Linked DNA regions of Homo sapiens: region 1 is linked to region 2. A link is a loop called in an ENCODE intact Hi-C map of the cell type or tissue named here. Cell type or tissue: endothelial cell of umbilical vein. All regions are shown on one strand. Each heading gives the region's core, and the rest is flanking DNA. Links, peaks and the distances in the headings are about the cores only.

Region 1 (4,398 bases), core at 197-4,196, 67 kb after region 2:
AAAAAATAATCTGAGCATTGCAGTACAGGATTAGTGTTTTGCTTCTGACAGTGCCACAGGGGAGACAGATATTGTTTTGTATTATTTCAACCTTAAAAGTCCTTCCCATACAAACTATGTGTTTTACTGCTTTATAGTTGGTCATATGTGTTTGCTTCTTCTACCAGCTGGCATAGATAGTGAGCTCCTTGAAGGCAGTGTCTACGTCTTACTGATTTTTTCTATACCATTCACATAATGTCTCACATGGAGCTTAAACTCAGTCAGTGCTTGCTGAGCAAATCTATTCTTTGTAACTACAGCAATAATGGCCGGGCGCAGTGGCTCACGCCTGTAATCCCAGCACTTTGGGAGGCCAAGGCGGGTGGATCATGAGATCTGGAGATTGAGACCATCCTGGCTAACACAGTGAAACGCCGTCTCTACTAAAAATACAAAAAATTAGCCAGGCGTGGTGGTGGGCACCTGTAATCCCAGCTACTCGGGAGGCTGAGGCAGGAGAATCGCTTGAATCCAGGAGGCGGAGCTTGCAGTGAGCTGAGATCATACCACTGCACTCTGGCCCAGGCCACAGCGCGAGATTCTGTCTCAAAAAAACAAAAAACAAAAAACAATCAATAATAATGATCATGATGGCCAACATTTCTTTAATGTTAACTGTGTATTAGGCCCTATGTTAAGTGCTCTGTACAATTCGTCTTATTAAAATCCTTCTAAATATCCTCTTAGCAAGCACTATTATTATGAAATTACAGATATTGAAAGTGTGAGGATTAAAGCATGTTAAGTAACTTGTCTAAACTCATACAGTAACTAAGTGATGGAAATGATACAAGGTTCTAACCTGGTACCTTCACCAAAAGCCCATTTCTGTAATCCCACTGCCAAATGTTTCCATTACTCTCAGTTTACATATCTGGTTCACAATTTACAACCTCTAACCTATCACTCTATAAAAGTAGCTTGTATTATTTTCCCTTAATCTTATGATTATAATCAGTGAAAATCCTTTGCACAAGTTCAGTTTAGTATCACATATAAAGCTATTACTGAGGACTAGGATTGCCTGTGTTTTCCGTTTTCCTTCACCGTTACCTTTTTTGTTGTTGGGGAAGGTTGGGAGGACAGCTTCTCTCTCTGTTGCCCAGGCTGGAGTGCAGTGGTGCAATCATAGCTCACTGCAGCCTCAAACTCCTGGGCTAAAGCAATCCTCCTGCCTTAGCCTCCCAAGTAGCTGGGATTACAGGCACACACTACCACACCCAGCTAATTAAAAAACAAACAAACAAAAGATTATTTTGTAGAGATAGGGTCTCACTGTGTTGGCCAGGCGGGGTCAAACTCCTGGCCTCAAGCTACCCTCTCGCCTGGCCTCCTAAAGGGCTCGCCTTCCCTTTCATTCCTTATTTTCTATTGTAATTCTGTTTGCTATCAATTACTAAACCCATGCTACCTAATATTTTTGAACTCATCTTTTAAGTAGAGAAAACTGTTAAATGGGTTTGGAAAGCATTAGTAGATGATACCTACTGATTCTCTTTAATACGCCTGAGTGTTTAATCTCTCCAAGTACCCTGAATGAATCAGAAAGGATTCCACTCTGTTGTTCTTAAGTGGCCCAAAATTCTACTCTTAGATTACACTAATTTTCTTATAAGAACGTGAATCATTTCCTTCATTAGTCATTTCCTCAAATATTATCCTAGTCTGTAAGCACTTTTATGCAGTCAGCCTATGCTAATTTATATTTATTTTGAGTAACTTTTAAAAGTGTATTTTTTGCTCCTATGTTTGTCTGGTTCTTATTTTGATTATAAGAACTTTAGAAAGATGTTTGGTCTTTCTCTTTTTAAAAACTCTGCTTCAAACATGTAGGCTCTGTTCATGGCATATGTTCCATATATGTTCTGGATTGAAATCATTCGTAACTCTGACACAGTAGAGTAAAACTAGGGGAAAACTTCAAATCAATTAATCATTCTCTTCATTTAACAGTTCTGTTACCATAACTGTTGTTGGAAGATAATGTTGAGGTTATTTTCCCCAGTGGGATTTTTAATTATTTATGGAGAGCTAGGTTTATCATATTCCCTATCCTTCTAGATAATCATAAGCTAGTGTTTCTACAGAGGACTGAAATGAAAATGGTCAGTCCGTTTTGGGATAGAACCTAACCACATCTCAAAACATTTCATGGAAAATGACAGCCTTGAAGAGGATATGGGATATGGAGAAGATAAAAAAAAGAAGGATAAATTATGAGTATCATATATGTTCTAGTAGATATTCTTGGAGTGATAACATATTTGAGGAAAATTTTAAGTTGTATATATCATGCTCTGTAAGTAGCTTATTCTATAAAAGTCCTCCAATTTGTTTCAAGGCAAATTATTATCTTAAAATGAAGGTAATCTGAAATTCCAGTAACTTTTAAAACATATACACACAGTGCATATGGTTTGTAACTTGCTACTTTTGCTTAATGGTCTATTATGAATATCTTTTTGTAACATCAAATATTCTTCTACATCATATGTACTGACTTCATAGTATTTCACTGTATGGATGTCTCATACTTTATTTAATCAATCTATTATTATCTGACACTTAAGTAGTTAATATTTCACTGTTATGAAAATTCTTTTTTTTTTCTTTGGAAACAGGGTTTTGCTTTGTTGCCCAGGCTGCAGAATGCAGTGGCACAATCATAGCTCACTGCAGCCTCAATTTCCTGGACTCAAGTGATCCTCCTGCCTCAGCTTCCTGAGTAGCTAGGACTACAGGTGCACACCACCACGCCCAGCTGATATTTTTTTTTTTTTAATTTTGTTGCCTAGGCTAGTCTCCAACTCCTGGCCTTAAGCAATCCCTCCACCTCAGCTTCTCAAAGTGTTGGGATTAAAAGCATGAGCCACTGAGTCCAGCGTATTATGAAAATTTTGTGATAGACATTCTTAAGCTAAATCTATGATTATTGTCTTTGAATGATTCTGTAAGTGAAACTCCTGGAACAGGGCATATAACATCTTGAGGCTTTGATGTATATCATAAAATAGCTGTATACTTCTATTCCCCCCAACCCCAAGCAAAAATCTATACCAATTTATATTAACACTACCAGCACTGCATAACAAATGCCTGTTTCTGTGCATCATCACCAATATTATATATTATGTTTAAAAATACTGCTAATTTGATAGCTGAAATATCTTATTAATCTGCAATTTTTAACTTATTGAGCTTGAACATTTTACCCATTTTCTACTTATATGTATCTTTTTGTTAATGACTTACAAAATGTCCTCTATATTTAAAGGATATTAATCCACTGCCTATCATAGTTTGCATGCTGAAGGTATTAATTTTTATTAGCCTAGTCTATCGATCTTTACCTCACTAATTTATTCTGGCCTAAATTCTTTTTTTCTGAACAGCAGCCAAGTGCTCATACTGGTTGAGACATCCTCTCTCTAGTCCTCTATTAAGAGTCCCCAGGGACTGGAGATGTGGGGTCATGGTGACTCCTGAGTGGAAAAGGGACACTGACGGATCTCAGGTCATCGAGCCTAGGGCTCAGACTCAACCTACATGTTGAAGTTTTAAAGAGGACTTCTAACTCATGCCTAGGATGCACATTTGCTTGGAATTTAGGCTTAGCCAGGAATTAAACCCCTTTGTTGATTTGACTGAAAAAAGCAACTGCAGCTGAAGAATACTAAAGGAAAAACTGATTCAACCTCTGCTTTTCCATTGAGAGGAATTTTGCTCTACCAATTCCCTTCACTTCTTTGGCTGCCTGCAAAGTGTATTCTTATGTCTTTGTGCCTGCAACAACAGAGAGCTATTTCTGACTTGTAAACTAGCTGGGAATGTTTGCATGGTGAGCTCATCCAGGACAGACACTCTCTATGACCTTAACTGAAATGAGCTCCTTAAACATACACAGCACACTTCCACCCATAGATCAGAAGCCATTTTCAAAAGGGGCTGAATAAAGGAAGTTGCTGGCCAAGATTTATTGATGCAGATCAGGTCGGTGTTTAGCTGTTGCCACAAACCTCTCTAACTAATGAGCACAGCATGAAATGCCTGGTGATATTATATATGTTGTCTCCTCCATCTTCCCTTATTCTCATTGTGCAGTTTCCCTAAAAGCAGTGAAGTGCTGGGCTTTTTTTTTTTTTTAATTGATTAGCAGATGTGATTTTGCTTACATCTTCCATAAATGCTCTGGCTGGCTGCATACCATTGATTACCAGGGGTTCAGTTTACAGCAACTAATTGCTCTCCTTGCTGGTATTTTGATACAAAATTCAATAGCGAATATGTTTTCAAAACTCTTTTCTTTGTGGCTTGAGTCAGAAGTGACTCAATGCAAACCCAGTGGACTGAGGTTTC
Region 2 (4,398 bases), core at 166-4,165:
CAGACTCGGGCTCCGCCCATCCCTGTGCCAGGGCCCCTGTTGGGAGTAGAGAGGGCAGTGATCATGGGTGAGATGAGGATGGGCAGGCCAAGCAGAACCCAGGCATCCTGGCTCAGGGAGCGGGTGGCTGAGAGCTCATGGCAGGAAGGTGGGAAGGGGCAGGAGGCGGGATTGCGTGTGGGCTGAGGCTCCAAGGTCCTGGTGTGTGTTCCGCTGTGCCGTGGAGCTTCATTTATAAAACACAATTCAAAGGTAAAAAGACCCTAAGCATTTCAAGATGGTGCCACAGAGCATTAAACCTCAAGCACTGGGTCCCATGCGACTGTCCTGGTGGCACACCATAGAGCCAATCCTGCATAAATCTGAGAAAGATCACAGAAAGGTAAAATTGCAGAAATGTTGCTACTTTTATGTTTCTCATCTACCTGTTGCATTTCGACCCATCATTTCCTATGCTGCCTCTCTTAAACCAGAGGTTCCTCGGAGGCACACGCTTGACACAGTGTGACTACGAAACAGCAGGGGAGTGATAAGTCTGCAGCACGGCCGCCTGCTAGACGCCACGCTCAGAGGGGCAAGAAACCTCATACAACTGCTGTCACTTGGGAGGGCTGAGGACTCAGAGACAAGGGATGGGGTGTTTGACCTCTCAAGCCCTCTGTGGTTGGCCGATTCCACAGAGAGCTGTAGGAATTAGCAAAGCAATAGGGGCTGGCTTTCATTTGCTAATGAAGAGATATCCAAAAATGATAATGATAACCCCACTGTGCAACTGCAGGACTTTCTCCACACCAAGCTGTCTGAATAGCAGGCCATTAGCAGGCAGAACAAACAATTCCACTTAACTCAGGATGTAGCATTTACCTGTACATCATGAAATCTCATGGCACCTCTCATGAAAAGAGACCCTTACCTCATTTGCTGTGTTGTGTGTCCCAACGATACGGATGAAGGAGGCAGGCTGCCTTTCAAAAGTTACTGACTGCCAGGACCTGTGAGAGGAAACAACCATTTGCCTGATTAGATGGTGCAGTTGACTCTCTGGTAGTGTGGCCGATGGAGTCATGTCCACTGAGGAGGGAGGGCTTCCTGTCCTCGGAGACCTGCACTATAGGAGGGGCAGGCAGCTGGGCTGCACCTAACGTATGGCTGAGAGAGGCAGGACATACACAGTGTCCCTATTCAGGAGCTTACAATCCCATCACAGAAGGCACTCCTCCCCATCTGTGAATGTCACTTAGGCTTCTTACAAAGCCCTCCATAAACAAGCACAAAGGGCAGACCAAGCTCATTACAACAAGGGGTGGGGGGAGGGGGGAGGGATGGCACTGGGAGATATACCTAATGTTAGGTGACAAGTTGATGGGTGCAGCACACCAGCATGGCACATGTATGCATATGTGACAGGCCTGCACGTTGTGCACATGTATCCTAGAACTTGGAGTATAATAATAATAAAAAAAAAAGTGCGGACAAATAGATGTAATCATGGTGGCAGGAGTTCATAAATACATTTCCCCATCTATAAAATGGGGCCATGATGGGGCCTACCCCAGGGCTGTTGGCAGAATGACCTCAGTCGTTCATCAGATGCGCATCTGAGCGGGAGCAGCTACTCAGCTCGGCAGGCTTCTGGGAGGAGGAGAGTTTTGAAGAGGGCAGGCATGCAGGAGGGCTGCAGAGGTCAGCACTTGGGCTGGGGCAGTGGGGGTCCTGCACCACCCTCTGACCCCACCATGTGAGTGATGGCACATGGGGGTTGTGGCAAGTTCTCCACAGGCCTCTACCCCCTTCTTTCCTGCTTCCAAAACGCTGCCCCCGACACTGTCTATTCTTAAGACTGGCCTGACTCTGTCTGGGTGGTTTCGAAAGCATCCCCGATATTTTCAAGGCAATTCCTCATTGATCAGCATGGGCCAGGCCAGCTCATTTAAGACTCAGCAGAGCAGGCCCTGAGCAGATCCTGAGAGGAGGAGTTCTGCTCTTGGTTGAACGCTCAGCAGCTCATCAGAATGCACTGGAGGAGTGCATGGCACCCACGACTGTAAACTCCAATAATATTTTCTGTAATAAATGTGAGGAGTTCACAGTTGCTGCCATCCCTCCTCCGCTCTCACAGTGGAAATGCCAGCTGCTGGAAGCTGTTTCCTGTAATTGTCTAATTACCAAGTAATGTTAGCAAAGAAAATATATATGTATTTGCAGTTTGTTTTTCCCCCTTTGGTTTCAGGTGTTCCATCTTCCCTCTCACTATGAACCTCCCACTGAGATTGATTCACTGCTGCCTGGACACCAGTCCCCTTAAGGTCATTAAAAAGTCATTACCATCTTGTGTGTAAAGTCTGTGCCCCTGAAACCAGTGTTCTGGAAACAAAGAAAAATCACTGTCTCCATAAAAATGCTCTTATTCACACATGAAGGTGACGCCATCTGACCATGCCCAGGGCTTGTGCTGGTGGCCTATTTTCTCGGTGGGCGACTGCTGTCCTCCCAGACCCCCAGCTCTCTTGGGGAGTTTGCTAGATGGGATGCAGCCCATGGGCCGGCAGGGGAGCCTGCAAGGCCCTGTGGGGTTTCCACAGGCCTAGCTGTCTCTTGCGAGCCAAGCAGTGGAACTGACCACACACTCATGTCCTTCCTCCAGCAGGTGAGGGGAAGTGAAGGGAGCAGCCCCTGGCCAAGGTTCACACTGTTTGGGACATCAGAGTCCCATCCCTGTCCCTAAAGGAAGCTAAGAGTACACTAAAGCTGGCCCACTGGCTGCTTCTCAGGCCACGCCTCCAGAAAGAGAAAAAGAAGTAGGATGAGTGACAGTAGCTGGTGACAGCTATTAGGTTCAAGTCAGTTTCACAAAAAGGACTGGCTTGGGGAGGCGGTGGGAGTGGAAGAAACTGAGCAAAGATTTTGTTCTTTTCAGCCTTTTAGCTCAATGCCTGTCAAATATCCAAGTGATTCTGGACAGTTGGAAGCTCTTAGTCCTCAACAACATGCGTGTGGCTCTGAGAGTGAAGGCAGGCCCAGAATCACGGCCCTGTGGTCCCACGCACTCCTCCCTCCAAGATGTAGAGGAGGTTTGAGGAGCCCAGGCAGTGAGGTCTCGCTGGGAGCCGTCCTGGGCAGAGCTGGCCTGAACCTGGGTCTCCCTCCCCTATCTCCCTTGCTGCTCCTCTTGCCTCCACTCTCCTCTCCCTACGTCAGTCTGGGCTCTGGGCTCTGGCCCCACTGCCCTTGCTTCTGCATGGGGAGGCAGGAGAGGCAGGGGAGGCAGGGCTGGCAGGGCAGCAGTCTGAGCGGGAGGGAACTTTGAGGAGTAAGAAGATCAGAAGGTCTCAATTTAATACCAATCTTCCATTACACTGCATTAATGTCTAATCACACTGGACTTCAGCCTGAGAGTTGAATATATGATTTCATTTTCAGCAGAGCCGGATAGCAATTCTAAACCAAAGTATCAGTAGTAAGGGAAGTTGGTTAGGACAAGGAAATGAGCATCTGTCTCCCCCCATCAGATTCCATTTCCCCTGAACTTTTTCAGAATAACTTGCCATGTTGCTTGAAGGGGAAATGACAAGGTGGCACCAGAGTGGTCACCACATTTGCAATCACTATGAAACCTCAAAGGAGCTGCCTTGGCTGAGATTTCACAGGGCCAGAAAACCACCTGCATTGTTTAGTCAATGCAAAACCTTGACTGCCATGTTTATTGGGCTTTATTGATAGCTGCATAAATATTCCAACTCACCAGGTACCCAGAATCTCTTCTCTAGTAGGCAAAACCTCCAGGAAAGACAACAGACTGCTAGAGGCATGGCAGCCCGCCCAGTTCAGAGCCAGGGCTGGGCGCTGAGAGGAGGGTGTTTGAACAGGAGCAGTGAATTGTTAAAAAATAAATATGGTCTTAATAAAAACAAAAAAGCTTAATAAGAACAAAAAAACCCACGCAGGATTGATGTCCCAACCCCATACTGGCTCTGACTGGATGAACCGTTACCCTCTCCGGAATGCTGACAGAAATAACACCAGTCACCTGCTCACAGAAACGCATCTAGAATGAGGTCCCAATTATGTCCAATTTAAATATGTATCTATACACATACGTATTATTTTTAAATTTTTAATTATTTTTTATTTAATAAAAATTTTAAACTTATTTACTTTTTAAATTATTTTTTATTCTTTCCCATGCACACATGTGCAGAACTATACACGTATGTATTAAAACATAGATGTCTATAAGAATGTTTGCCAAAATGTTGGTCCAGATTTTAGCTTTGGACGGAAGAATTTCAAGAGCCATTTAGTTTACTTTGGTGCTTTTCTGTACTGTTTGAACTTGGTAGAATGTCTAATACACATAAGCATTAAACAGAGTACCTATCTTGCCTATTGTCCAAGGAT

Evidence for each region. Hi-C counts contacts between places; a loop is a spot of excess contacts. Peaks named below come from ENCODE experiments on the same cell type or tissue, not always from the same donor. Only the 100,000 strongest peaks of a DNase experiment are listed, where the experiment ranks them.
Region 1: it touches region 2 in a loop (2.4-fold over the local background); 1 of 110 quality-filtered maps calls a loop at or near these places.

What each region holds. Positions count from the first base shown.
Region 1 is chr6:38,258,300-38,262,697 of GRCh38, forward strand. All of the region lies in intron 8 of BTBD9 (BTB domain containing 9), which reads right to left. Among named protein-coding and RNA genes, the nearest start is that of BTBD9-AS1, 220 kb to the right of the region's middle. In endothelial cell of umbilical vein, for the core only: no CTCF peak of the experiment used is centred there; DNase peaks (open chromatin) are centred at 1,712 and 3,882; H3K27ac peaks cover 2,417 bases.
Region 2 is chr6:38,191,606-38,196,003 of GRCh38, forward strand. BTBD9 (BTB domain containing 9) reads right to left here. Exons shown (of 11, transcript NM_001099272.2): 10 at 914-992. Among named protein-coding and RNA genes, the nearest start is that of BTBD9-AS1, 290 kb to the right of the region's middle. RefSeq lists enhancers at 74-583, 584-1,093. In endothelial cell of umbilical vein, for the core only: no CTCF peak of the experiment used is centred there; a DNase peak (open chromatin) is centred at 2,166; H3K27ac peaks cover 525 bases.